2 separate regions of the Homo sapiens genome follow, and region 2 is linked to region 1. A link is an interaction called in ENCODE POLR2A ChIA-PET data of the cell type or tissue named here. Cell type or tissue: Panc1. All regions are shown on one strand. Links, peaks and the distances in the headings refer to the core of each region. The heading gives the core; the rest is flanking DNA.

The links. ChIA-PET counts read pairs that join two places held together with the same protein. Peaks named below come from ENCODE experiments on the same cell type or tissue, not always from the same donor. Only the 100,000 strongest peaks of a DNase experiment are listed, where the experiment ranks them.
Region 2: POLR2A ChIA-PET joins it to region 1 with 9 read pairs; 3 of 35 experiments call an interaction of 5 or more read pairs at or near these places.

What each region holds. Positions count from the first base shown.
Region 1 is chr15:88,946,047-88,963,426 of GRCh38, reverse strand. It overlaps the pseudogene LOC124903572 and the pseudogene KRT18P47. Among named protein-coding and RNA genes, the nearest start is that of MFGE8, 41 kb to the right of the region's middle. RefSeq lists enhancers at 13,246-13,305, 13,316-13,405. In Panc1, for the core only: no CTCF peak of the experiment used is centred there; no DNase peak of the experiment used is centred there; H3K27ac peaks cover 2,584 bases.
Region 2 is chr15:89,057,697-89,073,077 of GRCh38, reverse strand. CARMAL (coronary artery disease region linked MFGE8 regulatory lncRNA) reads right to left here. Exons shown (of 4, transcript NR_183882.1): 2 at 2,887-2,987. It also overlaps a transcript of ABHD2 not described here. Among named protein-coding and RNA genes, the nearest start is that of ABHD2, 23 kb to the left of the region's middle. RefSeq lists enhancers at 4,696-4,745, 4,796-4,845, 13,243-13,743. In Panc1, for the core only: no CTCF peak of the experiment used is centred there; no DNase peak of the experiment used is centred there.

The sequences.
Region 1 (17,380 bases), core at 4,531-12,530:
ACTACTGGACATTTATCCAAAGGAAAGGAAATTGGTATACAGAAGAGAATAAATGGTGCTAGGAAAACTGGATATCCATATGAAGAATAAAACCAGATCCCCTTCTCTTGCCCCGTACACAAATAAACTCAAAATAGATCAAAGACCTAAAGGTAAGACCCAAAACTTTAACACAACTAGAGGGAAATATAAGGGAAATGCTTTAGGATATTGTTTAAGGAAAAGATTTTATGAACAAGAAGACTTCAAAAGCACAGGCAACAAAAGTAAAAATAAACAAATGGGTTTATATCAAATGGAAAAGCATCTGCACAGCAAAGGATATCCTGCAGAAGAATGGGAGTAAATATTTGCAAACCTTTCATCTGACAGGGGATTAATATTCAGTATATACAAGGAACTCAAACATCTCAATAGCAAAAAAAACAATCTAACTAAAAACGGGCAAATGATCTGAACAGACTTTTCTCAAAAGAAGACATACAAATGGTCAACAAATATATGAAAAAAAGCCAGCTGCGGTGGCTCATGCCTGTAATCCCAGCACTTTGGGAGGCTAAGGTGGGTGAATCACCTGAGGTTGGGAGTTCGAGACCAGCCTGACCAACAGAGGAACCCCATCTCTACTAAAAATACAAAATTAGCTGGGCATGGTGGCACATGCCTGAAATCCCAACTACTCGGGAGGCTGAAGCAGGAGAATCACTTGAACATGGGAGGCGGAGGTTGCAGTGAGCTGAGATCGCACCACTGCACTCCAGCCTGGGCAACAAGAGCAAAACTCCGTCTCAAAAACAAACAAAACAAAACAAAACAAAACTATATATATATATATATATATATATGAAAAAATGCTTAACACCACTAATCATCAGGTGTATGCAAATCAAAACCATGATAAGGTATCATCTCACCCCAGTTAGGAAGACTATGATCAAAAAGACGAAGATAACAAATGCTGGTGAGAATACTGAGAAAAGGGAATTCTTATACACTGTGGGTGGGAATGTAAACAAGTACAACCACTATGGAGAATAACATGGAGGTATCTCAAAAAACTATAAATAGACCTATTATACAAGGCTTGGCATGGTGGCTCATGACTATAATTCCAGCACTTAGGGAGGCTGAGATAGATGGATCCCCTGAGCGCAGGAGTTCAAGACCAGCTGGGCAACATGACGAAGCCCTGTCTCTACCCAAAATACCAAAAGTAGCTAGGTGTGGTGGCAGGCGTCTGTAATCCCAGCTACTTGGGACATTGAGGCAGGAGGATCACTTGAGCCCAGAAGGTGGAGGTTTCAGTGAGCCGAGATTGTGTCACTGCACCCCAGACTGGGTGACAGAGCAAGACTCTGTCTCAAAAAAAAAAAAGGAACTATCATGATCCAGTGATTTCACTACTGGACATTTATCCAAAGGAAAGGAAATTGGTATATAGAAGGGACACCTGCACCCTCACACTTATTGCAGTATTATTCACAATAGCCCAGATATAGAATCAACTTAGGTGTCCAACAACAGATTAGTTGATAAAGAAAATGTGGTATATGTACATAGTGGAATATAACTCATCCATAAAAAAGAATGAAATCCTGTCATTTGTTGGCAATTTGGATGGAACTGGAGGGCATCATGTTAAATGAAGTAAGCTAGAAACAGAGTTAGATACTGCATATTCTCACTCATATGTGGAAGCTAAAAAAAAAAGTTGGTCTCCTAGAAAGAAAAGTAAAACAGAGGCTAGAAAGGGTAAGGGGAAAGGAGCCATAGGGAGAGATTTGTTAAATGATACAAAATCACAGCCAGATAGGAGGAATAAATTCTAGTACTCTATATCACTGTAGAATGACTATAGCCAACAACAATATATATTATATAGTTTCAAATAGCTGGAAGGAGAACTCTGAATGTTCTCAATACAAAGAAATGATAAATGTTTGAGATGATAGATACGCTAATTACCCTGATCTGATTACTATACAGTGTATGTATCACAGCATCACTATGTACCCTATAAATATGTACAATTATTATGTTCCAATTTTAAAAACTTTAAAAGTAAAAAAATTTAAAAGAAAAAAGTGAAAAAATGAACAAAACAAAGAAGAAAATTCAACATATGAAAGTGTGTTGTAGGGACAGATTACGGGCAATTGCATTGGTTGACTTTCACAATCATTAACCATATTTTGAAGTCTTATATCACAATGAAGAGCTGCTTTTTTTCTTTTAGGACATGGCTCTCCTTGGAGAATATGTTCACCTTCATTTTCTTTCTTTCTTTCTTTTTTTTTTTTTTTTTTTCAGACCAATGACCTCTGAACTTTTTATTGGCCTCCTGCTTCCCAAAAGTTACCTGCTTCTGCTGGCTCAACGCCTCAGAACTTTGGTGTCATTGGTCTCAGACCCCACTTTGCCATCCACCAGCCTGCCGATGGTGCTCTTTTGGATGGTTTGTATGGAGTTGCTGCTGTACAGGGCATCACCGAGAATGAAGTCCTCCCTGTCTTCCAGCAGGCAGTGGTAGGTGGTGAACTCAGCTTCCAGCTTGACCTTGATGTTCATCAGGGCCTCGTACTCTTGGGTCTGGTGCTGCCCCTCTGTCTGGGTCTGTGCCGACTCTGACTCCAAGTGCAGCAGGACCCCATTGAGCTGCTCCCTCTGCATGGTGTAGTGAACCTCCACCACCCTCAGGCTGTTCTCCAAGCTGGCCTTCAGATATTGAGTCCAGGTCAATCTCTAAGGACTGAAGTGTATGTCTCAGCTCCGTGAGCATCATCTTAGCAGCTCCATGGACTGCTAAGATGACATTTACATCTAAGCGGACTGCGTGGTGACCACTGTGGTGCCCTCCTCAGTCTGCTGGGACCAGTACTTGTCCAGCTCCTCTCGGTTCTTCTGAGCCAGCTCGTCATACTGGGACTGGATGTCTGCCCTGATCTTGCTGATGTACCGAGATCTGGGGGCATCTACCTCCACGATTAACCCACAGCTGGCAATCTGGGCTTGTAGGTCTTTTACTTCCTCTTCATGGTTCTTCTCCATGAAGAGCAGCTCCTCCTTGAGAGCCTTGATCTCTGTCTCTGGCTGCAGCCAAGTGACATCAACGACCTCGCAGATCTCATGGATGTCACTCTCCACAGACTGGCGCATGGCCAGCTGTGTCTCATACTTGACTCTAAAGTCATCAGCAGCAAGACGGGCATTTTCAGCCTGAAAAATGATGCAGGCATTGTCCACAGAATTATCTGAGCCCTTAGGTTCTTGATGGTCTTGAAGTAATGCCCCTAGTCTCTGACCTGGGGTCCCTTCTATGCCAGGTGTTTCCAGATTTTGCTCTTGAGCCTCTGATTCTTGGTCTGCAGGCTCCTCGCTCTGTCCAGGTGGGAGACCAGGCAGTCATTCAGGCCTTGCATGTTTCCTTTTTGCTCTGGATGCCCCCCATTCCCGCCAGACCCTTGGCCATCCCTGCAGCCAGGTCCCCGGACTCCCAGCCTCCTTGGAAGCTGGTGGAGCAGGACATGAAGATCCAGGAGAATAAGCCCCCAGCACCTGCATAGACACTGGCCACGCTGCTCGTGAGCCAGACACTGTGCCTGGGTGACAGAGCTCAGCGACCAGTAGTTGGTGGAGAAGGTGGTGGAATGAGAGATGAAGCTCATGTTGTCTCGGGAGGAAAGAAAGGGGACAGGATTCAGGTTCTGTCCCCACCTTCATTTTCCACGTAGCACTGCTCTTTTTGAAATTCTTCTGGTTTGATATATGCTGACATGAGCATTCCCTATTAAAATTTCCCATCTTCTGTCTTTTGTGCCATGCTTCTATGTTTGTTGTTGTTTGTTTCTTTTTTAGACAGAGTCTTGCTCTGTCACCCAGGCTGGAGTGCAATGGTGCAATTTTGGTTCACTGCAACCTCCACTTCCTGGGCTCAAGCAATTCTCCTTCATCAGCCTCCCAAGTAGCTGGGGCTACAGGCACATGCCACCGTGCCTGGATAATTTTTGTGGTGTGTGTGTGTGTGTGTGTGTGTGTGTGTGTGTGGACAGATTTTGCCATGTTGGCCAGGCTGGTCTCAAACTTTTGAGCTCAGGTGATCTGCCCGTCTCGGCCTCCCAAAGAGCTGGGATTATAGGCATAAGCCACCGCGCCTGGCCTTGTATGTTGTTTTGGGTATGCAGAAATCCATTCTGCATGCCCCAGTAAAGGGGCCCCAAATTTGGTGGAAACAATACTAGTGATTGAATAGCAACATTGTTGCATAGGTGTCTTATTATTCTACCAGGCACATAATTATTTTACAACGATTCAGTAACTTTGTTAGCTTCTTCAGGTAAATATGCCTTTAATTCATCAAACACTCTTGGAATGTCATCAGCTGGAAGGAACATCAATGTAGACAAATTATGCCTTCTTAAACTGAAGTTATTGTTGTTGCCATATTGCTTGGCCAGTCCACTCATCTGAGTTTTCCACCAAATGCACTGGACTGAATGGAAAAAAAACAAACTTTATTGGAAACACCTTGAAATTCACTTTTAGTAACCTTGATCACACCTAATTCCAAATCTGTCATTATGGTTTGGGGATTCAATTGAAATCCATTTTCTTCTGCATAGTTCACCAAATCTTCAAATAAACTTTTATAAATTGCATCACTTTTTTCAGTCATTAATACATAAACAAGTGGATAAGTTCTAGGGTTTTCAGACCCAACAGGGGCATGAATTGTATATAGTTGATTTAAAAAAAAAATGAGTGACAGTTTTGAAAGTCCCATTTATGACTGGGCACAGTGGCTCACGTCTGTAATCCCAGTACTTTGGGAGGCTGAGGCAGGCGGATCACCTGAGGTCGAGAGTTCAAAACCAGCCTGACCAACATGGAGAAACCCCGTCTCTACTAAAAATACAAAATTAGCCAGGCATGGTGGAGCATGCCTGTAATCCCAGCTACTTGCTACTCGGGATGCTGAGGCAGGAGAATTGCTTGAACCTGGGAGGCAGAGGTTGTGGTGAGCCAAGATCGCGCCACTGCACTCCAGCCTGGGCAACAAGGGCGAAACTCTGCCTCAAATAAAAAAATAAAAATAAAAATAAAAAAGAAAGTCCTATTTATTCGCCAAAGTGAAGTATGTGCAAGTTTTTTTTAATGTTAGAGTTAGTGATAAACATAAAAATTCTATCTTCTTCAACAGTCAAACCCCTAATCAAGAATAGTTTGGCTGAGTGCAGTGGCTCATGCCTGTAATCCCAGCACTTTGGGATGCCAAGGCAGGAGGATTGTTTGAGCCCAGGGGTTTGAGACCAGCCTGGGCAACATGGCAAAAATTCTTTCTCTACAAAAAATACAAAAATTAGCCAGGTGTGATGGCACATACCTGTGGTCCCGGCTACTCAGGAGGATGAGGTGGGAGGATCATTGGAGCCTGGGAATTTGAGGCTGCAGTGAGCCATGATCATACCAGTGCACTCCAGCACAGGTGAAGAGTGAGACCCTGTCTCAAAAACAAACAAACAAACAACAACAACAACAAAAACTAGCTCACCATTTAATGTGTTTTGCTGGAGAAGCCTCAGTATCAGCGAGCATCTTTGGTTCAGAGGTCGCTGAGCTTGTTGGATTCTTTTTACTCCCTGATGAAGCACATTTTTTGAAAGCAAGCATGGCATGATGTGTGAAGGGGCAGAAGTCCTACATGATTCAATAATTCGGTAGAGGAGATTTCTTGCATTTTTTTTTTTTTTGCCAGCAGTTTCACTTCTATCATCTTCAAAACATTTGCTGCAATTGCATTTGGAAAGTGGTTCTGGCCTACAAATTTTTTAAGTATATGCTGTTTATTTGAAAGTCTGGTTATTGCCTGGCCATTGCAATTAAGTGATTTTCTATTTTCACAGAACTAAATTAGGTTCACACATCCACCCTTTGTGAACTCGGAACCCATATGCATCTCCTTGAGCTGTGCTTCATTTCCAAATAAAGACAGTAACAAGGTAATAGTTCCACCTAACATGATCTGTGATAGTGATTTTCAGGATTTTAGAATTTATGGATTTTGATCTTTTAGGATTTCAACATTCAGGGTTTTGTCTTTCGGGATTATTATCCAAAACTGCCTGACATATCTTCTGATTAAACTAGAAGCTCTGAGGGATTCCTTAGACCTCTTGGTGTTCCCATGGCCTGGCTGAATACCTAGCACAGGGTGGCATGCAATGTTAGTGAAGGAGAAGTCTGCTGGGGAGGTAAGAGGCTGGGTGCATTTTGAAAAGGGATTCATCTCCAGCAGATGCCAAGCTTGGGGCTGGGAGGAGAAACCACAGACCAGGAACATGTGTTCCCTTGGCAGATGGGCCTCTTGGGGTTGATCTGCTCCAGCAGGAGGCTAGGTTCTGACATCCAGCCTCATTGTCTCAGGCCCCAGTCCAAAGTCCCTGCCCTGATCAGTCAAGACCCGCATCCTTTGCTCTTCTGAAGGCTGGACTTGAAAGTCTCATTATCCTGGGAGAGTCTGATTTTCACCTGGCACTCAGGTCTCCAAAGATCCTAATAGTTTTTCTAGTTTCTACAAATGTTCTCAGCCCTGGGAATGGGACTCATGTTCAAGATGCATCCTTTATCACTTCCATCTGTGTGACCTTGGGCAGGTTCCTTCTAGACCTCAGGTTCCCATCTGCACTGCAGGATGCACTGTGCCTGCTCTGCACCCTTCCTCGCTCAGCAGCATGAGCCAGTGCATGCGCTGCCTGTGTATTAGTCTGTTCTCCCACTGCTATAAAGAAAGACCTGAAACTGGGTAATTTATAAAGAAAAGAGGTTTAATTGGCTCACGGGTCCGTAGGCTGTATAGGAAACATGGCTGGGGAGGACTCAGGAAACTTACAGTCATGACAGAAGGCGAAGGGGAAGCAAAGCACCTTCTTCTCATGGCGGCAGGAGAGAGACAGAGTGAAGGGGGAAGTGCCACACATGTTTAAACCATTAAATCTCGTGAGAACTCACTATCATGAGACCAGCAAGGGTGAAATCCGCTCCCATGATCAGTCACCTCTCACCAGACCCCACCTCCAACGTTGGCAATTACAATTCCACATGAGATTTGGGTGGGGACAGAAATCCAAACCATATGGACCTGTAACCCCTAAGGCTCTACACCACTTCCTGAGGGCCTGCATGCAGGGTGCCCTGCTGTCATCTATGTTAGCTCATTTTATTCTCAAAGCAATTGAGGCAGGTCCTCACTGTTACCTTTGTTTTTCTTCATTGAAATCTCATTTTAAATATATATAATTTAAACAATTCACACTCCCACCTGTAATCCCAACAAGTAGGGAGGCTGATGTGGGAGGATTGTTTGAGGCCAGGAGTTTAAGACTAGCCTAGGCAACATAGTGAGACCCTGTTTTTACAAAAAAAAAAAAAAAAAAAAAAAAATTCAAAATTTCAAAGCTCTAAAAGGTACACTCTGAAAAAGTCTTCCTCTGGCCTGGTGTGGTGGCTCATGCCTGTAATCTTAGCACTTTGGGAGGCTGAGGCAGGTAGATCACTTGAGGCCAGGAGTTTGAGACCAGCCTGGACAAAATGGTGAAACCTCATCTCTACTAAAAATACAAAAATTAGCTGGGTGTGGTGGTGGGTGCCTGCAATCCCAGCTACTTGAGAGGCTGAGGCATGAGAATCACTTGAACCTAGGAGGTGGTGGTTGCAGTGAGCCCAGATTGTGCCACTGCACTCCAGCCTGGGCAACAGAGTGGGCAACAGAGTAAGACTCTGTCTCCAAAAAAATAAAAATAAATATATAAATAAAATAATTATTAAAAAGTCTTCCTCCTTCCCCTTTTCCTTCCTCACCACCCAATTTTTCTTCCTGGAGGGAACCCGAAAGCCCATTTTTTGTTTATCTTTTCTGAGACATTTTTTGTTTTATGCATACACAAGTAAATGTGTGTAAATGTTATGTCTCTCCATCTCCTGCCTCGATTGGTGGCACGCTATACATGCATTCTGCACCTTGCCTTTTTTATTAACAATATACCCCATCCTCGTTATTTTAAATGAGAGGACTCTGAGGTTCGGCTTATGAAGCCTAGCTGGTGAATGCAGGTCTCTTTGAATGCACAGCCCGTGCCTCTCCTAAGCGGGGAGGCTCTGACTGCGAGGGAGCGTCAGCTGGCCTGGGCCCCCTGGATGTGCCCATTCAGGGCCTCTCCTCAATGAGCCCTGGGCAGCTCTGACTGCCACATCTCCTGGTGCCAAGGGAACTGGGAAGGAACTAACCAATGGTCCGGCCTGGCAGAGGGTCCGAGGACCTGGAGAAAAAAGGGCTTTGTTCCACACCCCCTGAAGACTGGCAGGAGTTGGCCTGCCCGGCCATGCTGCCTTTCTCTGCACCCTCTATAAGAGCAAAAACATTTTCTCTTCCTGCCAAGACCTGATGGCAGCCTGGCAGGTCCTGTGGTGGCCCCTCCGAGGGCCGGCTCCCACGCCTCACCGCCTTTTGATGGCCTTGCTGGAGATGGGCAGCTGCAGTGGTCCCTGCCAAGGCCTCAGGACTGGCCTCCCTGAGAATGTGAGATCCCAAGTCTGGATCTCATTGCCACACTGGGAAGGAACTCTCCCTGCCCGTGCTCTGGGCCAACCAGCCTAGTGGGGATTGGCGCAAGGGCTGGGGGCCAGGGAGAGCTGGCCAGCCTGAGCTAATGGGGAAGCATCATTGGTAGTTAAATGTGTAGTTATGTTTTTCCCTACAAAAAGCCCCATGACCTCTTCTTCCTCAGGCTCTCCTCTCTTCAAAAGCAGCTCAGCCTGAAAGGTCCCCTGGGAGGCTGCAAGCAGCTTCCGGTGCTGCGTGCTTGTGAGTGCTTACTCCTGGGTCCAGGCCTGCTGGCTGGGCTGGAGGGGAGTGCCAGGAGCCAGGAGCTGCCCGAAGCTCACAGCTCCAGTGGGGTTTCTCCTCAGAGGAGCCAGTGCCCCAGCCCGGATTTACTCTCTTTGCTCTCAGACGCTAAGCAAGGCGTCCAGCAGGTCCATCCCTGAGCAAACAGCCAATGGGCAGGGTCTCTGTGCCTCATCCTCCCAAGTGTGAAATGGTCACAACAAGGAGATTTGTTTGTTTGTTTTTTTCCATGTGCTTCAAAACACTCTTCCATAATTGAGATTTTATTGGTTGTGTTGAGGCTCAATACACAGACATTTCAGTTTGCACACAGTTCTTATCATATGTACTGAAAATCTAAAAAGCCATGTATTGTAATTCTTTTTAAAAGTTATTCCAGTGACTTTCCAGCTTAAAATTTGGAGGTAAATTTTCCTTAAGAGGCTATCAAGTACCAGTATTTTCACATGTGGATAAGCTGTTACAAACATCCCACCAATACACAACTGAACAGCAAATACACCACATACTCAAATTTTCAATCTTTCACAGCACGTTAACAAAGTTACTAGGAAAACAAGACTACCACGACCAAGGATGTTACAGAGTGCACACAATTCTCACAGGGACGGCCGTGATCAAGTGGATTTCTTTAGGAAACAATTCTGCTAAAAATCAATATGAGTAGGCCCGGCGTGGTGTCTCACGCCTATAATCCTAGCACTTTGGGAGGCCAAGGAGGGCAGATCACCTGAGGTCAGAAGTTCGAGACCAGCCTGGTCAACATGGTGAAACCCTGTCTCTACAAAAATGCAAAAAATTAGCTGGGCATGATGGCAGATGCCTGTAATCCCAGCTACTTGGGAAGCTGAGGCAGGAGAATCGCTTGAACCCGGGAGGCAGAGGTTGCAGTGAGCCGAGATCACGCCACTACACTCCAGCCTGGGTGACAGAGCGAGACTCCATCAAAAAAAAAAAAAAAAAAAAAATTAACAACAACATGGGAATAGAAGTAATTTAAAATGCCCAGGACATTAAATGCAGGACTGTGACTCCATATTGCCATTTAGTATGCTTTCTATTATAGGATATAAACACTAACCCTCCATCTATGGAATGTTAAGCTGACACCCAAGACAGTCAAAGCCTCCCAGAATTCAATAGCCCACACTATTTTCTGGTTGTACCAAAAAACAAACAAGCAGCAAATGGTTTCACCTTTTTAAAATAAGCATTTACACTTAAAAAATGAGATTAGATGTGATTCCCTCCTTCTTAAAAATGTTTCTAGGCCGGCCATCGTGGCTCACACCTGTAATTCCAGCACTTTGAGACACCAAGGCAGGCATATCTCTTGAGCTCAGGAGTTCGAGACCAGCCTGGGCAACAAAGTGAGACCCTGTCTCTACAAAAAATGCAAAAAAGGAGCCAAGCATGGTGGCATGCACCTGTGGTCCCAGCTACTCAGGAGGCTTAGGTGGGAGGATGGCTTGAGCCTGGGAGGCAGAGTGCAGTGAGCTGAAATGGCACCACTGCACTCCAGCCTGGGCATCAGAGCCAGACCCTGTCTCAAAAAAAAAAAAAAAAAAAAAAAACACTATTATTTTGTAAACTTGCATTTACAAAATAGTTGATGAAAATATATACTCGATTGTACAAAAAGGGAGATGGGGACCACTGATAAAACATGGTATGTGATTTAATCAGACTTGGCTTCCTTCTCTCCAGCTTCATCAGAGGCTGATTTTAGTTTCTCCGTTTTCTGCAGGTAAATCTTCTTTAGTTTCCTAGTTAGCCACTTAGCCTGTTTTCCCTTTGCCCCCCTTTCCCTTTTTGTTTGCACTTTTTTGTCCGAAGATTTATCCTTCTCTGCTGCCTGTTTCAGCTTTGTTTCCACTTTTGCAAGAGCAGGTTAGTTGACAACCGTGCCAACCTCCTCCTGGGCTCTTCCTTGGCAGCAGCGTCTGTGGAGCTGATCTTCCTCTTCCTCTTTGGCAGTGGGGAGGGCGTATGCCCAGTGTTGCCGGCCGTGGAGGAGCTGGGCTGCCTCAATGCTCACAATAAAAAGATTTGATGAAGGTGAGGAGGATTAAGGGAGGAGACCACCCCTCATATTGTCTTATGCCCAATTTCTGCCTCCAAAGAAAGAAGAAGTAAAAACTAAAAGGCAGAAATGGAATCTACAGGCAGATAGCCCAGCACTGCGCCCTGGGCCTGGTAGTTAAAAATCAACCCCTGACTTGGCTGGGCGTGGTGGCTCACGCCTATAATCCCAGCACTTTGGGAGGCTGAGGTGGGCGGATCACCTGAGGTTGGGAGTTGAAGACCAGCCTGACCAATATGGAGATATCCCGTCTCTACTAAAAATGCAAAAAATTGGCCAGGTGTGGTGGCATATGCCCGTAATCCCAGCTACTCAGGAGGCTGAGGCAGGAGAATCGCTTGAATCCGGGAGGCGGAGGTTGTGGTGAGCCGAGATTGCGCCACTGCACTCCAGCCTGGGCACAAGAGCAAAACTCCATCCCAAAAAAAAAAAAAAAAAAAAAAAAGAAAAATCAACCCCTGACCTAACTGCTTGTGTTATCTGTAGATTTCAGACATTGTATGGAAAGGCATCATGAAAATCCCTGTCCTGTTCTGTTCCATTCTGATTACCGGTGCATGCAGCCCCCAGTCACGGATCCCCTGCTTGCTCAATCAATCATGACCCTTTCACGGGGACCTCCTTAGAGTTGTAAGCCCTTAAACGGGACAGGAATTGCTCACTTGGGGAGCTCGGTTTTTGGAGACATGAGTCTGCCAGTGCTCCCAGCTGAATAAAGCCCTTTCCTTCTACACCTCAGTGTCTGAGGGATTCTTGTCTGCAGCTCATCCTGCTACATGATGAAGCCGGGAGAGGAGCAGGCTGTAGCCCAGCCTCTGCTGGGAGAAACTTTGCCGGAAGAGCAAAAATAGAGGGGCCTGTTGGTGGCAGGTGGGGAGAGGAGAGAGCTTTGTGTTGGCTGGGGTCCACACTCAACCCAAGTGTTACCAGAAAGAGGTCCTGATCCAAACTTCAAGAGAGGGTTCTTGGATCTAACCCAAGAAAGAATTCAGGCATGTCTGTAGACTGAAAGCAAGTTTATAAAGGAGTGAAGGAATAAAGAATGGCTATTCCAGAGGCAGAGCAGCCCTGAGGGCTACTGGTTGCCCATTTTTGTGGTTATTTCTTGATTATATATGCTAAACAAGGGGTGGACTATTCATGCATCCCCTTTTTAGACCATATAGGGTAACTTCCTGACGTTGCCATGGCATTTGTAAAGTGTCGTGGCGCTGGCGGGAGTGTAGCCATGAGGACGACCAGAGGTCACTCTTGTGGCTATCTTGGTTTTGGGGGATTTTGGCCGGTTTCTTTACTGCAACCTGTTTTATCAGCAAGATCTTTATGACCTGTATCTTGTACCAATCTCCTATCTCACCCTGCAACTTAGGATGTGTAACTGTCTGGAATGCAGCCCAGTAGGTTTCAGTCTCATTTTACCCAGCTCCTATTCAAGATGGAGTTGCTCTGGTTCAAATGCCTCTGACACTGGGACGTCGGCCCCCAAATGTGGTACCAGGGGGACATGGCCCAGGGCATCTTCAGCATGGGCCTGTCCTGTGGGGGATGGCAAGGAGAGACATCAGTGTTCTGGATGTAGGTCCGGTCCGGTACCCCGAGAATGGAGTGCCCCAACGTAGGTCACAGCCCACTTGAAGCAGCTGCAGATGGCAGCCTTGTAGAGGCAATGCAGCCTGCAGCCTTTCCCAGTGGTGCAGGGGCCAAGAGAAAAACATTCTCTTTGCCATCTGAAGGTCCACTGAGAATCACTGACAAAAGGCAGACTAACAGGCCAAAAAGCATACAAACTTATTTGATCACAATTTTATGTGACAGAGGAACCTTCAGAATCAAGACCCCAAAGATACAGGGGAAGCTGTCTATTTTTATGCTTAGGTTCAGAAAAGTATGAGTGGTTGTGCAGAACTATGATTGGACAAAACTCTAATGCTAATAGGTTGAGTGGGGAAATGCAGCAAGTCCTGTCTGTATATTTTCTTCTTGGCCTCTCTACGCAGCATTCCTTCCTTCTGGGTATGGGGCAAGACCCTCTCTGGAACGGGGATCTTGTGACCTACTATCAAACAAAGTAGGTTAGATAATTTCTTTTCTTTTTTTTTTTAAGACAGGGTCATTCTGTTGCCCAGCCTGTAGTGCAGTGGTGTGATCCTGGCTCACTGCAGCTTTGACCTCCCAGACCCAGGTGATCCTTCCGCCCCAGCATACCCAGTGGCTGGGACCACAGAGCATGCACCACTGCACCTGGCTAATTTTTAAGTTTTCTGTAGAGAGGAGGTTTCACCATGTTGCCTAGGCTCATCTGGAACCGCTGGGCTCAAGCCATCCACCTGCCTCCTCCTGACTAAGTGCTGGGATTATAGGCATGAGCCACTGCACCTGGCCTGGTCAGATGATTTCTTTACAGCCATGTTTTACACAGAAAAAGGGAGGAAGTTAGAGTAATATTTTGGGGTTTGATGGCTGGCTTTGGGGAAAAGGGGTTTGGTTTCTAAGACCTGCTTTAGGGAAGAGAGACTCTAGTTTCTGTGGCTAGCCTTGGGGGCCAGAAACAAGAGGCAGGAGAAGATGAGATCGAAACTTTTGCTTCTGAGGCTGCCCTTGAGGCCTCCAATTTGGAGGAGCATCTTTTGAGCCCCAGTCGCAGCATAGGGGAAAATGGTCATAATACTTGCAGAGGGTAAGAAGAAGGCTATGGGTCCCCCCGGGGAAGTTCAGGACAGCAATTGTGCAGGAGTTCTCTGGGAGGTACTGGAAAGCAAGCAGGGGACTGTCACCCCAGGAATGCAGGAACCAAGGTTCGGTGCTAACTCAGAAGGGGGAGGGTGTTGGGAGACCCTCCCGATCCTCCCTTCCAAACACATCCTTCAGGGAGTTCAGGCAGCAAGTGGGCATCCACGTGCTTCTTCATGGAGAAAATAGAGTTTTCTCTGGCATGGGGTTTTGAGAGTTCGGCTGACATCCCTGGCAGCTGAAAGGCATTAAACCTGCAGCCAGAAGGCCTTACGGAGAGACATTCAGAGTGTGCTGTGTGTGATTCAAGCAGTCTGACCTGTCTCTGAGAGCCACTGTGGTTTTGTTGAGATGGGCACTGGGCACTTGTGCTTTGTTAGTCCTGGATGAGCTTGTTTCCCCATGGGACTTAGAGCTTCTCCTGGTCACCTTCATGTTCCGTTGGCATCCAACACAGGCTTGCCAGGTAGGACATGCTCAGTATGAGGATGGAAAATTTAATAAACCATTTGAAATTTTCCAGAGCCATTTTGCAAGTATGAATCAACTGAGGCTTGTAAATAATTAGAGGGATCTGTCTGGTGTAGGACACCCTACTTTTGTTCTTTCCCCTCCCACCCTAGTAGAAAAGAAATTTTTAGCATGATAATGAGGCAAAGTCAGGTTAGGAGAGGTCATGAAAAAAGGTTTGGCCTGGCGCTGTGGCTCACGCCTGTAATCCCAGTACTTTCGGGGGCTGAGGCGGGCGGATCACGAGGTCAGGAGATCGAGACCATCCTGGCCAACATGGTGAAACCCCGGCTCTACTAAAAAATAAAAAAAATTAGCTGGACGTGGTGGCATATACCTGTAATCCTAGCTACTCGGGAGGCTGAGGCAGGAGAATCACTTGAACCAGGGAGTCAGAGGTTGCAGTGAGCCGGGATCGTGCCAGCCTGGCAACAGAGAGAGACTCCATCTCAAAAAAAAAAAAAAAAAAAAAAAAAGGAAAAAGAAAAAAGGTTTGTCTGCCTGCAGATTCTCACCTTGGTGAATCTGAAAGACCCAAGCCCCCTAGAGTAGGTGAGTCCCCATCTCTGCCCACTCCTCTAGGATGGAACCAGGAACAAGGTTCCAGGACCACACGTGGCAGCTGTCAGGGTGGCACCAGGCTTGCAGGGAGGGCAGAGAGGACAAAAAAGGGAAAGGGAGGAATACCAGAGAGAAAAAGGGATGCCTGGATCTCTATGCAAGCCTACCCTTATGGGAAAAATAAAAAGTAATATTTTGCACCACCCTATGAAATTGCTCATTGACTAAGAAGATTTTGTTCCAGGTAAGGAATAAGATCCGCAGTACCTTCTTGAGTATTGCAATGAGGGAGTTAAGCTGCCAAGCATGTTGCTAATATTTTGAATGAACCCAGGAGATATCACCCCCCAAAATGCCACATTGGTATGCTGATTGCTTCAAACTGAAGGCTTCTGGGAAAACAATGGATACACAGAGGGGCTTTTCCTGAATTTCCCTTATCTGAGTAAAGGTAGATTCTCCAGAAGGAAGCCAATTGTCATGAAAACCCTCCCTAGAAATTTGTATCTATCAGGAAGATTAACATGAGGACTCAAACCTAGGAGAGATTAAAGTTGACATTTCATCCAGACAGTCTATTACCTATTCTTCTGAAGTCTCATCTTCTTTTTTTCTTTCATAACCATTTGTATGTTGGCCTATATATCCCACTTCCCTCACCCCCATGAAGAAGGATATACAGTCATGTGATGGGTAGGGATGTTTCAGTCAATGACAGACCACACGTAAAATGGTGGCCCCATGAGAATAAAATGGAGCCAATTTTTTTTTTTCTTTTTTTGAGACAGGGTCTCACTCTTGCCCAGGTTGCAGTGCAGTGGCCTGATTCATGGCCCACTGCAGCCTGGACCTCCTAGGCTTAACCAATCCTTCTGCCTCAGCCTCTGAGTAACTGGGACTATAGGTGCATGCCATCATACTGGGCTAATTTTTTAAATTTTTTTGTAGAGACAGGGGTCTCACTATGTTGCCCAAGCTGGTATTAAACTCCTGGCCTCAAGTGATCCTCTCATCTTGGCCTCCCAGAGTGCTGGGATTACAGGTGTGAGGCCATAGGCCTGGCTGAGCTGAAAAATTTCTATCGCCTAGTGACACCTAGCCTTGGTAATGTCATAGTGTAACATATTTTCTACAGTTAGACATGTTTAGATATGCAAATATTCACCATTGTGTTACAGTTGCCTACAGTAGTCAGTGCAGTAACATACAGTAAAGTTTATAGCCTAGGAGTAATAGGCTATACCTATAGCCTAGGTGTGTGGTAGGCTATGCCATCGAGGTTTGTGTAAGGGCACTCTATGATGTTCTCACAATGATGAAATTGCCTAATGGTGCATTTCTCAAACATGTCCCATTCCTTAAACAGTAATGATTAGAGAATGTCATTGGGTTACTGGGTATTCGCTTTTCTGTGATGCCTCTGTTGGGGGTCATAAAACAATAGCCCAAGAAGAAGGCCTCAGAGGCAGCTCTCTCTGACCTTCTAATCTCCTGTTTCTAGACTCTCATTTTCTCTAGAGGCTAGCCATAGAAACTAGAATCCCTCTTCCCAAGGGAGGTCATGAAAACCGGACCCCTTTTCCCCAATGCCAGCCATAAAACCCAAAATATTACTAACTCCTCCACCACCCCAGCCTTTCTGTCTGTGTAAGAACTGGCTGTAAAGAAATTGACCTTTTTTTTTTTTTTTTTTTTTTTTGAGATGGAGTCTCTCTCTGTTGCCTAGGCTAGAGTGCAACGGTGTGATCTCGGCTCACTGCAACCTCTGTTTCTTGGGTTCAAGTGATTCTCCTGCCTCAGCCTCCTGAGTAGCTGGGACTATAGACGCCCACCACCATGCCTGGTTAATTTTTTGTATTTTTAGTAGAGATGGGGTTTCATCATATTGGCCAGGCTGGTCTCGAACTCCTGACCTTGTGATCTGCCCGCCTCGGCCTCCCAAAGTGCTGGGATTACAGGCGTGAGCCACTGCGCCCGGCCTTTTTTTTTTTTTTTTTTCAGATGGTTCAAGTGATTCTCTTGCCTCAGCCTGCCGAGTAGCTGGGATTACAGGCATGCACCATCATGCCTGGCTAATTTTTTGTATTTTTAGTAGAGACAAGGTTTCTCCATGTTGGTTAGGCTGGTCTCAAACTCCTGACCTCAGGTGATCCGCCTGCCTCATCCTCCCAAAGTGATGGGATTAGAGGTGTGAGCCACCATGCCCAGCAGAAATTGATCTATCTTATCTGACCTATCTTGTAGATCATAAGACCTCTATTCCAGAGGGGGTCTTGCCCCATACCCAGAAGGAAGGAATGCTGCACAGAGGCGCTAAGAAGAATTTACACAGAGAGGGCTTGCTGGGTTTCCCTGCTCAGTCTATTAGCGCTACATCGTACCCTTTTGACCAATCACGTTTCTGAATGACTGTCCATACCATGCGGAACCTAAGCATAAAAATGGACAGTTTTCCTATATCCTTAGGCCTTCTTTCTGAAGGTTCTCATGTCACATAAAACTAAGATCAAATAAATTTGGGTGCCTTTTCTCCTATTCATCCACCATTTGTCAGGTGATTTTTCACTGAATCTTCAGAGGGTGAAGGGTAAGTTTTC
Region 2 (15,381 bases), core at 2,568-10,567, 110 kb before region 1:
GAATGCCTAGTTAAATTTGAATTTCAGATAAAGAGCAAATACTTTTTTAGTATAAGTATGTCTCAAATATTGTGTGGGCTATACTTATAAAATTATTTTAAGTAGTGAAAACAGGTTTAGCAAACTTACTAGTTAAAAATTAAATTTTATTAATATGATCAATTTAAATTTAGGAAAAGTTTCTAAAATTATGTATTGTTTATCTGAATTTCAAATTTAGCTGAGCATTTTGTATTTTACTTGGCAGCTCTACTCACAAAAGTACTGAAGTTCCAAGGAGAAGCTTGGCATAACCATATTGAGGGCAAGAAGAGGCAGAACTTGTCAGACATCAATAAGAAATGGATGAATGGGTGAATACCAAAGATATCATGTAGAGCTGCCTCAGTCAGCTTAGGCTAAGTTATCCTGCAGTAACAAATGACCTTCTCAACTCAGTGGCTAAATAAACCCCAAACTTAACTTTCCCTTCCCTCCCCTCCCCTCTCCTTTTCTTCCCTCCCCTTCCCCTTCCTCTCCCCCTCCTGCTCATCCTTCCCCTTCCCCTCCCCCTCCTGCTCATCCTTCCCCTTCCCCTTCTCCTTCCCCTCCTTTCCTCTTTTGAGACCGAGTCTTGCTCTGTCACCCAGGCTGGAGAGCAGTGGCACAATCTCAGCTAACTGCAACTTCTGCCTCCTGGGTTCAAGTGATTCTTGTGCCTCAGACTCCCGAGTAGCTGGGACTACAGGCCCCCACCACCATGCCTGGCTAATTTTTGTATTTTTAGTAGAGACAGGGTTTCGCCATGTTGGTCAGGCTGGTCTCAAAATCCTGACCTCAAGTGATGCACCTGCCTCGGTCTCCCAGAGTTCTGGGATTACAGGCATGAGCCACTGCACCTGGCCCAAACATTTGTTTCTTATTTGCATTACATATCCATCGAGGTCAGCTATCTTCCTCCTCATTCTGTGACCAAGGCTCATAGGAGGTTTCTAACGGAGACATTTTTGTTCTCCTCAAAAAGGAAAAAAATAAAAGTGTGACATGACTCTTACAGCTTGGGTGACCAGCTATCCCAGTTTGCCCAGGACTGGGGGTTTCCTGGGACACAACACTTTAGTGTTAAAACCAGAATAGTCTTCGTCTTCAGGTAACTGAGGTTGGTCACCCTACAATAAAGCTTCTACCCGAAAGTGGCATGCACCACTTCCATTGGCCAAAAAAGTCATATGACCAAGTTTGTCATCAGGGAGTGAGCATTATAATCGTCCAGTATTGAGGGACCCTGTAGGATAAACATACCCAATAGCAATAACTTAAGCATACCCTTAGAATGACCCTGTATGGCAGACGCACCTGAGTGTGTGCTCTGAGCTAGGGAATCTGGGAGTGGCCAACCCAGAGATTCCTTCCTGTCTATGAGGAACATGTGAGCTCCACCCCACTCCCTTCCTGTCTGGTGGAATGTGGGCCGTATAAGGGATGGAGGCCATTTGTTTTAGGTTAAATGCAGGTTACCAGGTGAAGGTTGTTAAGGGGAGGGTTTTAAGTGAAAATACTGTATAAACTGCATGCTGTTTGCAAGTGGTTGCGTTTTTCCTGTCCAGTCTGCCACTGCTGGAGACTCTCCCCTGTATGTAAGCCCCAAATAAAACCCTATGTCTTTTTTTTTCTTTTGAGACGGGGTTTTGCTCTTGTTGCCCAGGCTGGAATGCAAAGGCACAATCTTGGCTCACTGCAACCTCCACCTCCCGGGTTCAAGCGGTTCTCCTGCCTCAGCCTCCCAAGTAGCTGGGATTATAGGCGCTTGACACCATGCCCAGCTAATTTTTTATATTTTTAGTAGAGATGGGGTTTCACCATGTTGGCCAGGCTGGTCTTGAACTCCTGACCTCAGGTGATCCACTCGCCTTGGCCTCCCAAAGTGCTGGGATCACAGGTGTGAGCCACCGTGCCCGGCCAAAACCCCATGTCTTATTTGCTACCTTTGGGTCTCTTCTTTGACCTCTTGAACCTGGTGCCTTCCCTACTGAGGTTAATTAGGGTTCAGCAAAACAGACCCATGGAGAGGAGCAATGAGTATTTAATAATGCAGTCTACCACAGAGAGCAAGCGGGGGGCACACTTCAGGAAGGCACACGCCTTCATTAGGAGGAAAATAGAAAAGGAAGGCCCTTCCGGACGGCAGAGCCAAAGGCCATGAAAGAGAATGGCATGAGGAACCCCCTTCCTCCAGGGGCAGGACTAAGACCTAATCTAGAAATATTCCCTATCCCCAGGATAGGGGGCCCCTTATGATGTCAGCCCAGTGGAATTTCAAGATGTCCATAGATCAATGATTACCCATATCTGCTGTCCACATGCTATTCTAGAGGCTTGCCCACTCCCTCATGCCTTGAACCTGTAAACACTGTGTAACCTTGACCAATATCATGTCTCTCATTCTTTCCTTTCTAAATAATGTTAGAAATGCAGAACCTCAGGCCTTCCCCCAGATCTGCTGAGTGTTTATTGAGATTACCCCATCCCTGTTCTTCTTTGGCCCATGGGGTATGTGGAGGGCTGATAACTAGACTTCTTAGTTCCGCATCTCCAGACCAAGAGGAAACCACATCCAGACCCAATGTAGGAACTACCATGAGATCTTGGACTTAATGTCTGATGCTTGTATTAGGGATGCAAATAATTGTGACAAGGAGGGATACTACGGTAGCTTGTGATACTATTTCAAAATATCTGTTGCCCCTCTAGGAGTGTTCCTTCCAGGTCGCTTTCTACATAGGGATTATATTTGTAACCCACTGAACTTAGGCTTAGCCATGTGACTTGCTTTGGCCAATAGAATGGGAGCAGAATGAACACATGTCACTTCTGAGGAGGAGTTTGAAGAAAAATCACATGGCTCACCATTGTCTCTTTTTCTTCTGCCTGGAGACTAGTAATGTTCCAGATAGAGCCTGCTCCTTCAGCCTGGATCCCAGAGCAGAGTTACAGCCAATCCACAACATCTGTATAGTATAAGTGAGAAATAACTGGAGTTATAAGCCACTGAGATTTTGGTGATGTTTGTTACCACAACACAACCAAGCCTACCCTTTCTTCATGATACAAGAGTAAATAGCAGGGCATGGTGGCTCATGCCTATAATCCCAGCACTTTGGGAGGTCGAGGCAGGTGGATCACTTGAGGCCAGGAGTTCAAGACTAACCTGGCCAACATGGTGAAACCCTGTCTCTACTAAAAATACAAAAATTAGCCATGCATGGTGGTACGCACCTGTAATCCCAGCTACTTGGGAGGCTGAGGCAGGAGAATCACTTGAACCTGGGAGGCAGAGGTTGCAGTAAGCTGAGATCATGCCACTGCACTCCAGCCTGGGTGACAGAGCAAGATTCCATCTCAAAAAAAAAAAAAAAAAAAAAAAGAGTAAATGAACAAGATGACAGGAGAATGCTTCTGTGTGATTCCATTTTTACAAAGTTTGCAAGCAGGCAAAACTAAACAATATATTATTTAGGAAAAAACCTGGAGTGGCAAAATTATAAAGAAAGCAAGAACATGAGTAACACAAAACTCACAAGGGTGGTTACTTTCGATCGAGGGTCAGAGAAACACAATTGGAGAGTTCTAAACTACTAAATTATATTTACTGTCTTGTGTGTGAATTTTACAACTTAAAGAAAAAGATTATGCCTGTAATCCCAGTTACTTGGAAGGCTGAAGTGGGAGAATCATTTGAGGCCAGGAGTTTGAGGCCAGCCTTGGAAAAATAGTGAGACCTCATCTTTAAAAAAATTTACTTAATTAGCCAGGCGTGGTTGTGCATGCCTATAGTTCCAGTTGCTCTAGAGACTGAGACAGGAGGATTGCTTGTGAGCCCAGGAGTTTGAGGCTGCAGTGAGCTATGATTGTGCCACTGTGCTCCAGCCTGGGCAACAGAGAGAGATCCTATCTCTTTAAAAAAAAAAAAAAAAAAGAAAAGAAAAGAAAAGAAAAAAAGAGCTTGCCAGACTGTTTTCCAAGTGACATACCAATATCTTCTGTCCATGTGCTGTTCTAGAAGCTTGCCTTTGGGAGGCTGAGGTGAGTGGATCACAAGGTCAGGAGTTCAAGACCAGCCTGGCCAATATGGTGAAACCCCATTTCTACTAAAAATACAAAAATTAGCAGGGTGTGGTGGCATGCGCCTGTAGTCCCAGCTACTCAGGAGGCTGAGGCAGGAGAATCACTTGAACCCGGGAGGTGGAGGTTGCAGTGAGCTAAGATCTAGTCACTGCACTCCAGCCTGGGCAACAGAGAGAGACTCCCTCTTGACAAAAAAAAAAAAAAAAAAAAAAAAAAAAAGAGGAAGCTTGCCCACTTCCTCATGCCTTGAACCTGGGAAAACTCTGTAACCTTGACCAATATCATATGATGCCATATGGTGCTCTGTGACTTCTGAGGCCAGGTCATAAAAATGCCATGCACTTGTGCTTTGCTTTCTCGGGACACCTTCCCTTGGACCCCAGTTACCAGCTAGTCTGATGAAGCCCAGCTAGCCCGTGTGGAGAGAACACATGGAGGGACCACGTGTAGGTGTTTGGGCTGAAAGCCCAGCTGAGGTTCCAGCCAAACCACCAGACATGTGGGTGAAGACGCCTCCGGATGACTCTAGCCCCCAATTGTTGAGTCATTCTCAGCTTTCAAGTCTTTCCAGCTGAGGTCTCAGACACCAGGGAGCAGAGGCTAGCCACCCCTGCTAGTTGCTGTCTAATTTCCTGACTCAAAGACTCTGTATGCAAAATAAAATGGTTGTTTTGTGCTACTTACATTAGGGGTGGTTTGTTATGTAGCAGTACATAACTGAAATCATTTATACATGCACACACACAGAGTTTGTGTGTGTGTGTGTGTGTGTGTGTGCACGCGCACATGTGTGTATGTATAAGAATTTCTCCCTTGGGCCCTATAAAAATAACATTAGATGGTTAGTTGCCCACAGAATGCTCTGTGGGAGACCCTGAGGGGTAGAAGTCCTGTAGGGGAGAAAAACAGAAAAAGACTATGAAGTCTAGGGTTTGGTCTTTGAGAAAGAAATTCTCCCTTCTTCTATGGTAAAGAAGAGGAAGGTGATTCAGTATTTGTGGCCAGAGAGTCCCACTAGACCGTTTCTTTCATGTGATCATTCACTGGTTTATTGAAGAATGAGTTCATTCATTACACAGTGGCTGATCATCTACAGGCATCAGGCTGTGAGTGGAGACCCCAATGTGTCATGGTACCTACCTCAAGGTTTGGACTCTCAGAGCCCAGAAGGAAAAGATGGAGAACAAGTGAATAGAGTTTGCTCCACAGAGTGTTAGGATAGTAGCAGGCAGGAGGTGCTGTAGAACTCCAGCCAGGTCTCACAGAAGACATCTGGGGTGTTCGAGAAAAGCTGAGTATTGGGAAAAAGGCTGAGGCAGGGCTTGCATGGCTGACATAATGTAAAACAGTCTTGGAACATGCCTGGGGTCCAGGGTCTAAAACCCCTCATGGCCTTTGGAACACCAAGCTCTGTGCCAAAGGGTGGAAACCTGCCCTGCCACACCACAATCTAAGCCCAGGGCATAAAACCCCTTGTGGCTTGGACAGAATCCAGGGCTCAGGGCTTAAAACTCCTTGTGGCCTCTGGAATGTGTCTAGACTTGCTGGCTTCTTGCTTCTAGCACTCCCAGGCTATTAGATCGATTGTAACTTAAACTAGAAGAACATGTTTCCCATTATCTCAAGTAGCAGAACATGTTCCATATGCTTCAAAGAAAATGCTAAACTGTCACAGTTGTAGATCATGTGCTTGATACACTGCTTTCTTTCAACCCCCACATCCTCACCACCTGCTTCTTTGTTTGATCACCAATAAATAGTGTGGGCTTCCAGAGCTCCGGGCCTTAGCAGCCTCCATACTAGCATTGGCCCCCTGATCCCACTTTATGCACTCTTGTCTTGTCTCATTCCTTTAACTCCACTGGACTTCGTAGCCCCCATGGCCTGGTGTTGGGTCTGATCACCCCAACATGGGGCCCCACCATCAATTCACATCTCCTTCCTCAACTGTATAGAATCTGGAGCAGAAAGAGCTGTGAATCTCAAGACTTTCTGCCGCTTGTTTATTCAGAGTCCAAACTCCCTAAGTATGGTGACCTCACAAGTATCCAGACACATTTTCCAGACTTCATGGCATCTGGAGAAAGGACGACTAACACAGCTGTGCCATGCCACTGTGCAATCAGGCACTCAGCTGCAGACACCAAAGGGAACTGTTTCACTACAGCTTGACTTGGCCTCTTGGCTGGCCCGTGGCTCTCTTGGCCTGCCGCAACAGGTACCCTTCACTGAAAAGGTATCTTGCTGAGCACAGGTTTCTGCCCAGCCCTCCTGCTGTGGCTTAAGACCTCCAGCACCTCCTATTTACTTGTGTGAGCAGGCAGCCATGTTCCTCCAGGCCTTGGGAAGGAAATATGATAGGAGAATGCCTTGGTGACAAGGATGCCCAAGGTATTGGGTTGAATTGTGTCCCCCCAAAATATATGTTCAAGTCCTAACCCCTGGTATCTGTGAATGTGACCTTATTTGGAAATAGGGTCTTTTGCAGATGTAATCAAGTTAAGATGAGGTCATACTGGATTAAGGTAGGCCCTAAGGCCAAAGACTGGTATCTTTATAAGAGAAAGGAGGAGGAGATTTGAATACGGAGAGATACACAGGGAAGAGGGCCAAGTGCAGATGCTGGAATGATGCATCTACAAACCAATACCACTAAGGATTGCCAGCAACTACCTGAAGAGAGGAGAGAGGCAAGAAAGGGATCCTCCTTCATACCCCTCAGAAGGAACCATGATTTTGAACTTCTAGCCTCCAGAACTGTGAGAGAACAAATTTCCGTTGTTTTAAGCCCCCAGGTTTGTGGTACTTTGTTACAGCAGATCTAGGAAACTCAGGGAAAAAATCCTAAATATTGCATAGCTTTCTCTTTCCAAAGAGAGGATATAGAGGAATGGTCACAAACACAAACATTTTAGTGATGCACACACCTGGTCCAAACTCTGAATCAATCATTCACTCGTTAATGTCTTTGGATGCATGATTGAACCCGAGTTTCCTTATGTGCAAAAGTAATAAAATGTACTCTTCAGATAATGTATGTAAAGTGCCAGGAACATAGCAGGTATTATGTAAATGGTAGATAATACCAGTATACTAGCCTCAGATTCCATTCTCTGCAATTACCAAGGAAGTCTTCCTTTTCCCTGGGATCCTGCATTAGGACAGAAGCAAGCAGAGTGCTGTTATTTCTATATCATGGGGGGCTTCTGGAAGGAAAGAGTTAGCACATGCTTGAAGATAACCAAAGCTAGAGTCTGTATAGACATAAGGAGGGTGAGGCAAAGTGGGGAAGCTAAAACTTCTCTGGAAAATTGTGGAAAAGCCTATATTCATTTGAAATACAAGGGATATTAGTCAATTATGCTGCATTTAGTGAAATGCCTCCTTCATGTGCATTAAAACAATGTAATGTCTAAGATCATTGTTTGTTCTTAGGAAGGGAGTGTTTGGCATTAATTTTACCCAAGAGTAAGCTACAGACTGTCAGGAAAAGAAACAAGAGGCCCTCAGGAGGAAGAGGAGGCATATCATACACCAGAGGTCAGGACCTCCCAAGTGGTGAGACTGGGGATGCCCAAGTCTGCCCTGGACAATTCTGTTGAAGCCTCCTAATATGGTGTTATTCTACACCCTTAATTAACATTTCTGGAAAATGTGCTATGGACAATGATTCTAAATGAGTTTGCCATAACGGGTGGATGGGAGTAGAGGCAGAGGTGGAGGGGTATTCTAAACTGATAACAACCTAGTAGGAAGGAGGATTTCCTTGAAGGAGGAGGTGGAGAATCACACCAATGATGGAGGAGGGGCTCTCTGAGCTGGAAATAACTGGATGCATTGAGTCTGGAAAGGAAGGCCAGGATCCAAGATGCCCATAGCACCCATGTTTTTTCTTTTATCCAGTAGACTTACATTTAGGCTGTATATTTTTGGGGAGGAATGTACATACTCATATGATAAAATTACAGAGAAAAGCATGGGAATGGTTAACACAAAAATCAGAATAGTGATCCCTCTCGGGGGATGAGAGGGCAATGAGATGGGGCAGGGCCTGCAGGTGCTTCTGAGGTTCTGAGAATACTCTATTTCTTCAGCTGGGAGTAGGATACAGACTGTTCATTTTGTTAGCATTCTTGAAGCTTAACATATACATTATATGCTCTCCTGTGTGATATGTTTCTCAATACAAATTGGAAAGATTGTTCATCACTGAAAAGTCTATTAAGCAAAAAAACTGTAAATAATCAAGTGTTCATTGTTAGCAATCTAGTTAAATAACTTATAAAATATCTGTTGAGCAATATACCAAATAGTCATTAAAAATAATAATTTAATTTTACTTTGTTGACATGAAATGATGTCTAGAATATATTAAGTGGAAAAAGCAGCCTAAAGAACTATTTGTACCAAGTGTCCATCAACAGATAAATATAAGAACACAATGTTGGCCGGGCGCGATAGCTCACTCCTGTAATCCCAGCACTTTGGGAGGCCGAGGTGGGCGGATCACAAGGTCAGGAGATCGAGACCATCCTGGCTAACACGGTGAAACCCCGTCTCTACTAAAAATACAAAAAATACAAAAAATTAGCCGGGCGTGGTAGCACATGTCTGTAGTCCCAGCTACTCAGGAGGCTGAGGCAGGAGAATCGCTTAAACCCGGGAGGCAGAGGTTGCAGTGAGCAGAGATCGCACCACTGCACTCCAGCCTGGGCAACAGAATGAGACTCCGTGTAAAAAAAAAAAAAAAAAAAGGACACAATGTTATATATAAATACATACAAAGAAAGGAAATTCTGACACATGCTATAACATGGATGAAGCTTAAAGGCATTATGCTAAATAAGCCAGACACAAGAGGGCAAATACTGTATGATTCTACTCAGATGAGATACCTAAAGTCACCAAATTATGCAGGGACAAAAAGCAGAATGGTGGTTGTCAGGGGCTTGGGGGAGGGGTAATGGGGGTTCTTATTTAATGCAGGGGTCCTCAACCCCTGGGCCATGGACTGGCACCTGTCCGTGGCCTGTTAAGAACCAGGCTGCACAGCTGCACAGCTGCACAGCAGAAGGTGGTTTCAGAGGTGGAACAGTTTCATGCTGAAAACATCCCCGCTACCCACCCTGTCCGTGGAAAAATTGTCTTCCATGAAACCAGTCTGGTGCCAAAAATGTTGGGGACCACTGACTTGATGGGTACAGAGTTTCAGTTGGAGAAGATGAAAAAGTTCTGGAAGTGAATCGTGGTGATAGATGTATAACAATGTGAATGTACTTAGTGCTATAGGACTGTACACCTAAACATGCTTAAAATGGTAAATTTTGTTATTTATGTTTTACAACAATAAAAAAACTGTATGTATAGTATGAATACTCCCCTTTCTCTTTGTGTTTATATGTGTGATGTGATGTGTGTGTGTGTGTCTGTGTGTGTGTGCATGTGTGAGAGAGAGAGAGAGAGGCAGAGATTAGTTGAGAACGCATATATAGGAAAAGAGTCTGGCAGGACTTATATTAATATGTCAGCAGTGGTTATCTTTTGGTAGTCAGATTACTGGTGATTTTTATTTACTTCCTTATACTTCATGCTTTTCTATATTCTAGGAGTTTTGGTTATGAGCAAATTTTTCATATGTAATAAGAAAAAATAAACCTGACCTCAAAAGAAAGGAATTCCATACTCTATCAAGAAGCAGCAATTTTTGGCCGGGCGTAGTGGCTCACACCTGTAATCCCAACACTTTAGGAGGCTGAGGCAGGGGGATCACTTGAGGCCAGCAGTTCAAGACCAGCCTGGCCAACATGGTAAAACCCCATCTCTACTAAAAATACAAAAATTAGCCGGGCATGGTGGCGTGCGCCTGTAGTCCTAGCTACTTGGATGGCTGAGGCACGAGAGTCACCTGAACCCAGGAGGTGGAGGTTGCAGTGAGCTGAGATCATGCCACTGCATTCCAGACTGGGTGACAGAGTGAGACTCTGTCTGAAAAAAAAAAAAAAAAAAGCAGCAGCAATTGTGACTGATTAAACAGACCTGACATACTCAAATGAGCAAGATAAAAGAAAATGAAAAGGAAGTTATTCTCCAATAAAAGTAATGCATTCAGTAAGCACCGGAAATCAATAAGGTGAGACAGGCCGGCTTTAGCGTCTCTTCTTTGACATTCTCATGCTCATGTGATAATCGAACAGCTTCTGAAACTGCTCCTATTCTTTTATTGCTAGTCTTAGAACCACTCCCCAACCCCTGGCCTTCCTAAATGTATTTTTAAAAAATCAATTCCAACTGGGTGCGGTGGCTCACGCCTGTAATCCTAGTACTTTGGGAGGCCGAGGCAGGTGAATCGCTTGAGCCCAGGAGTTCAAGACAAGCCTGGGCAACGTGGTGAAACCCTGTCTCTACAAAAATTACAAAACTTAGGTGTGGTGTTGTGTGCCTCTACTCCCAGCTACTCAGGAGGCTGAAGTGGAGTTAATACTCCCTTCTTGAGCCCGGGAGATCAAGGCTACCGTGAGCCAAGATCACACCACTGCACTACAGGCTGGGCGACACAGTGAGACCCTGTCTCAAAAAACAAAAACAAAAAACAAAACAAAAACCCACCCCCCCACACAAAAACAAACGAAAATCAATTCCATAACTTCCTCCAGTCTTACCTGTAGGGTACATTCTGCCCGAATGCCCGAACAACCTTTATATTCCTGACAAACAGCAAACTTGGGGCCTTTAACACCCTTCTTCACACACTCTGCTTTTTCCTGGATATCAGCATAGCCTCAGGACCCTAGCCAGCTTTCCTTTCAGCCTTCAGGTTCAAAAGATTTCTTTCCATCTGTGTGCTGTATCTTCCAGCATTCCTATTTTTGAAATAACCTCAGGCTTTGGTGGTAGCCGTGAGCTTAAACCTTATTGCTCTGCCTGCTCCAGTTCCTTGAAGCCTGGCCTACTGTTCCCTCACTGCAAGCTCAGTCACTTCTGACTGGTGTAGCTTCAGCCTCCTGATCATGCAAACTATGGCACAGGCATATTATGAATAGTTAGGCAGCTATTAATATGTTTGCCCTGGGAAAATACTCTTTTTGAAATTATCTTTTTTGGGCCAGGCACCGTAGCTCACATCTGTAATCCTAGCACTTTGGGAGGCTGAGGCAGGCAGACTGCTTAAGCCCAGGAGTTCAAGACCAGCCTGGGCAACATGGCAAAACCCCGTTTCTACAGAAAAATACAAAAATTAGCCAGGTGTGGTGGTGCACACCTGTAGTCCCAGCTACTGGAGAGGCTGAGGTGGGAGGATGGCTTGAACTTGGGAAGTTGAGGCTGCAGCGAGCTGAGATTGTGCCACTGCACTCCAGTCTGGGTGATAAAGTGAGACCTTGTCTCAGAAAAAAAAAATACAGATCTGTTTTGAATTGTTTAGATTCAGGAGGTATATGTGCGGGTTTATTACATGAGTTATATTGTATAATGCTGGAGTTTGAGCTTCTATTGAACCCATCACCCAAATAGTGAACATTGTACCCAGTAGGTAGTTTTTCTTTTTCTTTTTTTTTCCGAGATGGAATTTTGCTCTTGTTGCTTAGGCTGGAGTGCAATGGTGTGATCTCAGCTCACTGCAACATCTACCTCCCGGGTTCAAGCAATTCTCGTGCCTCAGCCTCCCGAGTAGCTGGGATTACAGGCACATGCCACCACGCCTGGCTAATTTTTGTATTTTTAGTAGAGATGGGGTTTCACCATGTTGGCCAGGCTGGTCTCAAACTCCTGACCTCAGGTGATCCACCTGCCTTGGCCTCCCAAAGTGCTGGGATTACAAGGCGTGAGCCACCATGCCCGGCCCCCAGTAGGTAGTTTTTCAATCCTTCCCTCCCTCCTTCCCTCCCTCCCCATTTTTGGAGTCCCCAGTGTCTGTTTCCATCATTATGTCCATGAGTACCCATTGTTTAGCTCTACTTATAACTGAGAACATGTGGTATTTGATTTTCTATTTCTTCATTAATTCATTTAGGATAATGGCCTCTAGCTGCATTCCTGTTGCTGCAAAGGACATGATTTCATTATTTTTTTTTAATGGCTGTATAAAATACTCTCGATCCACATTGCATATACAGTCTTGATTTCAAATGAAACTTAAAAAGGCACAGGACAAAACTAGGAAAGAAATATTTAAAAAATATTAATAGTTTGCTTCTGGGTAGTGAGATGATGGACACTTCCCCCCTTTGTCTTTATTCTTATACGTTTCAAGTGTTCCACAGTGAACACAAATCACTTAAAATCTGGAGGAAAAAGCTTCAAACAACTTCCTACACATAAAAGAAGAAACAGATTACACCTGGACTTGGGGCTTTAGTCTTAAGTGCTAGGCTTCTGTGTATATCACGGTGGCCCATTGAGAATGTGACCTATGTTTTGTCTTTTTGTTGTAGCATGAGTTTCCTGTTTGTGCTGGGATGGGGCAGAGGGCAGATAAGTCCTTAGGTTTTTATATCTGTGTTCTTCATGGTAAAGCTCTAGTATGGAGAAAATGAGCGAAAAAACTCTTTGTTTTGGGAGGAGTTAGTGTTTTTTTTTAAAAAGGCTGGCCGGGCGAGGTGGTGCATGCCTGTAATCCCAGCACTTTAGGAGGCCGAGGTGGGTGGATCACCTGAGATCAGGAGTTCACGAGCAGCCTGACTAATATGGTGAAACCCTGTCTCTACTAAATACAAAAAAATTAGCCGGGCATGGTTGTGGGTGCCTGTAATCTGAGCTACTTGGGAGGCTGAGACAGGAGAATTGCTTGTACCTAGGAGATGGACGTTGCAGTGAGCTGAGATCGCGCCATTGCACTCCAGCCTGGGCAACAAGAGCGAAACTCTGTCTCAAAAAAAAAAAAAAAAAAAAAAAAGGCCTTGGAGTGGTTCTTAGGGGCTGGTGTTGAAGGGACAAGCTTTTCAATGAGACACTGCTGTCTGAATCCAGTTCCCGCTTTGAATGGAAAAGGCTGCATAAATGCCTGGAAGACCTGGGAACCAAGAGCCAATGCACTGGGAGACCAAGAGGGGCCCCCAAGTTCATGGAGGACCTGCGTTCCACAGCTGGCCTGGGCAGGGGACAGTGGAATGAGGTTTTCCTTCGGCCACGGACCCTGCAGCAGGAAGAAGGAACTGCGGCTCTGCAATAGGAGACTCAAGTTTCCCATTTCCCATTGACAGTAGAGTCTGGTGGACTTCCTTGGTGGCAGATTCCTCTGCGATGGCAGCCTGCCCTCCTACCTAATTTCTGGGGATCAATTACTGCCCTCGAACCCACCATCTCTGGAATGGCACCTGCGACTGCTGTGCCATTCTGTATATTATGGGGTAGCCGGTCGTACTTCTCAAGCCCATCCCTATGAGAGAGTTAAATTCTCCAATTCATGGTTCAAGAGGTTTTTTTCCCCTTTCATTTCATCCATACCACTGTCTGCCCAACATTGTGACAAGAAATTCAGGGCTGCCTTCCCAAGTTATGAGTTGTGACCAATGATCAACCTAACGAATTTTGATCAGATCTGTGGGTCAGAAAATTGGAACAGGAAGTAATCTGTAGGCGTCTCCCAGGGACAAATAAATAGCCAGTTTGGATTTCCTCCAGGTCTGGTCTAGGCAGGTAGGTGGTCAGAACCATGCCAGCTTGTCTAGCCACAGCGAACATTTTGTGAGGATGTGAGTGGGTGTCAAGTGGCTCGCCTGGGTGGGCAGATGTACCCCTCTTCCTGGATCCCCTGGCATATGGGCATTGGTGAGACTGCAGAGCTGTGACCAGGTACAGCAGAGAAGAGAGCCCCAAACATGGAAGAGGGCATGATGGGAGATGCTGGAGAGGAGAGAAAATTTCCATTTGGCTTTTTGAGCTTCTTGTCAGGTCCTCAGAGCACAGCAACTTGGCAGCTCTCTGCGTGCCCCATTCCTAGTCTTCCTTCATGAATTTTTCATTTCAGGCAAAGAGCCCTTATCTTTCGCTGGAGCTGCTTTCCCATCAGCTGGTGACTAGGCAGATGAAGGTTGCATTAAGGCAGGAATTATCCATCCCTTGAGAGAGAAATGGCACTCTGTGCCCTTGAAAGGATGGCTTCTGCGCCACCACCCATTACTGCAGGCTTCTGTCCAACGTTGGATTGCTGTTTTTATTGAGATATTGTTGAGGGCTGAAAGAGAAAGGCTTCAAGGGCAGATACTATGGTCTTGTCTGAAGAGTGAGGTCTTTCCTGCTGCCAATCATTGGACATGAGGGGGCTCCACAGCAGGAAAGAGGAATTAAGAAGGGACTTGGCCTGTCACAACCCAGATTTCCAGGAGTCTCGATGTCCAGGGGCACTCCTGAGGGATGGAGGGAGTTAAGGATGTCATCTCTCCTTGTCCCCATCCCCTGGGCCCAGAGCAGGAGAAGCTCCTGCTGTGCACCTCCTCGGGCCATGTTCCTTTCTACAAAGGGAGTCCATACACCCACCCAAGACTAGGCTCCGTGTACCAGGACCCCAGAGTTTCTGTCCAAATTACAGCAAGCCCTCTTCTGTGCCTGCGGGGCATCTTCATTTTCTCTAGGTCTCTCTTCCCAAGAGTGGACCTCACTACCTGTGTTCACATGCTAGGTACTAGGAGTGGCCAAGGGGTAGCTGTTTTCAGGGTTGTAAGGGGTGTGGGTGTGGAGGAAGCTTGGATGTGTGAGCTGGAGTATCCACACGTATGTGAGGCTCCTCACGATCTGAAAGGATGAGCGTGGGTGGGTGGACCTGGGGCCAGAAGTGGAGAGCCAGGGGAATGGATCTCCAAGGAGGCTGAAAATCCTAAAAGTCAACCTGGTCTTTTAGGTGGTTATGAAGGTATCTACCTCAAGGCGGAAGGATGGAGCATACTTCATTTAAGGGTTTATCAGCTTGACTGAACAACTTGAAAATATGCAGACATAGAGTATGTGAGCTTCCATTCGTTCTCTTGCCTGGCGCCCCACAAATGTTGGTGGGCTTAATTTGTAAGTGGGGAGCTAGGGAGTCCTAGTCCTGGGGTCCCTGATGGACTGGGTAGAGGGCGAAGAGCTGCAGGAAAGAAGTCAGACCTGGCAAACTAAAGTTTTGACTCACGGTGTCCCCTGAATCTATCTTCGTTTTCTTAGTCCTCAGCTTTTAGGACAGTGTGATTGGAAAGTTCTGGCAGGTTTGTTTCTTTCTTTTTTTTTTTTCATTCCTTCTTATTAATAGCGGGTTTCACTGGGAAGCCGCATGGTGGCAATAGATGGCCCCAGTTGGAGAGGGAG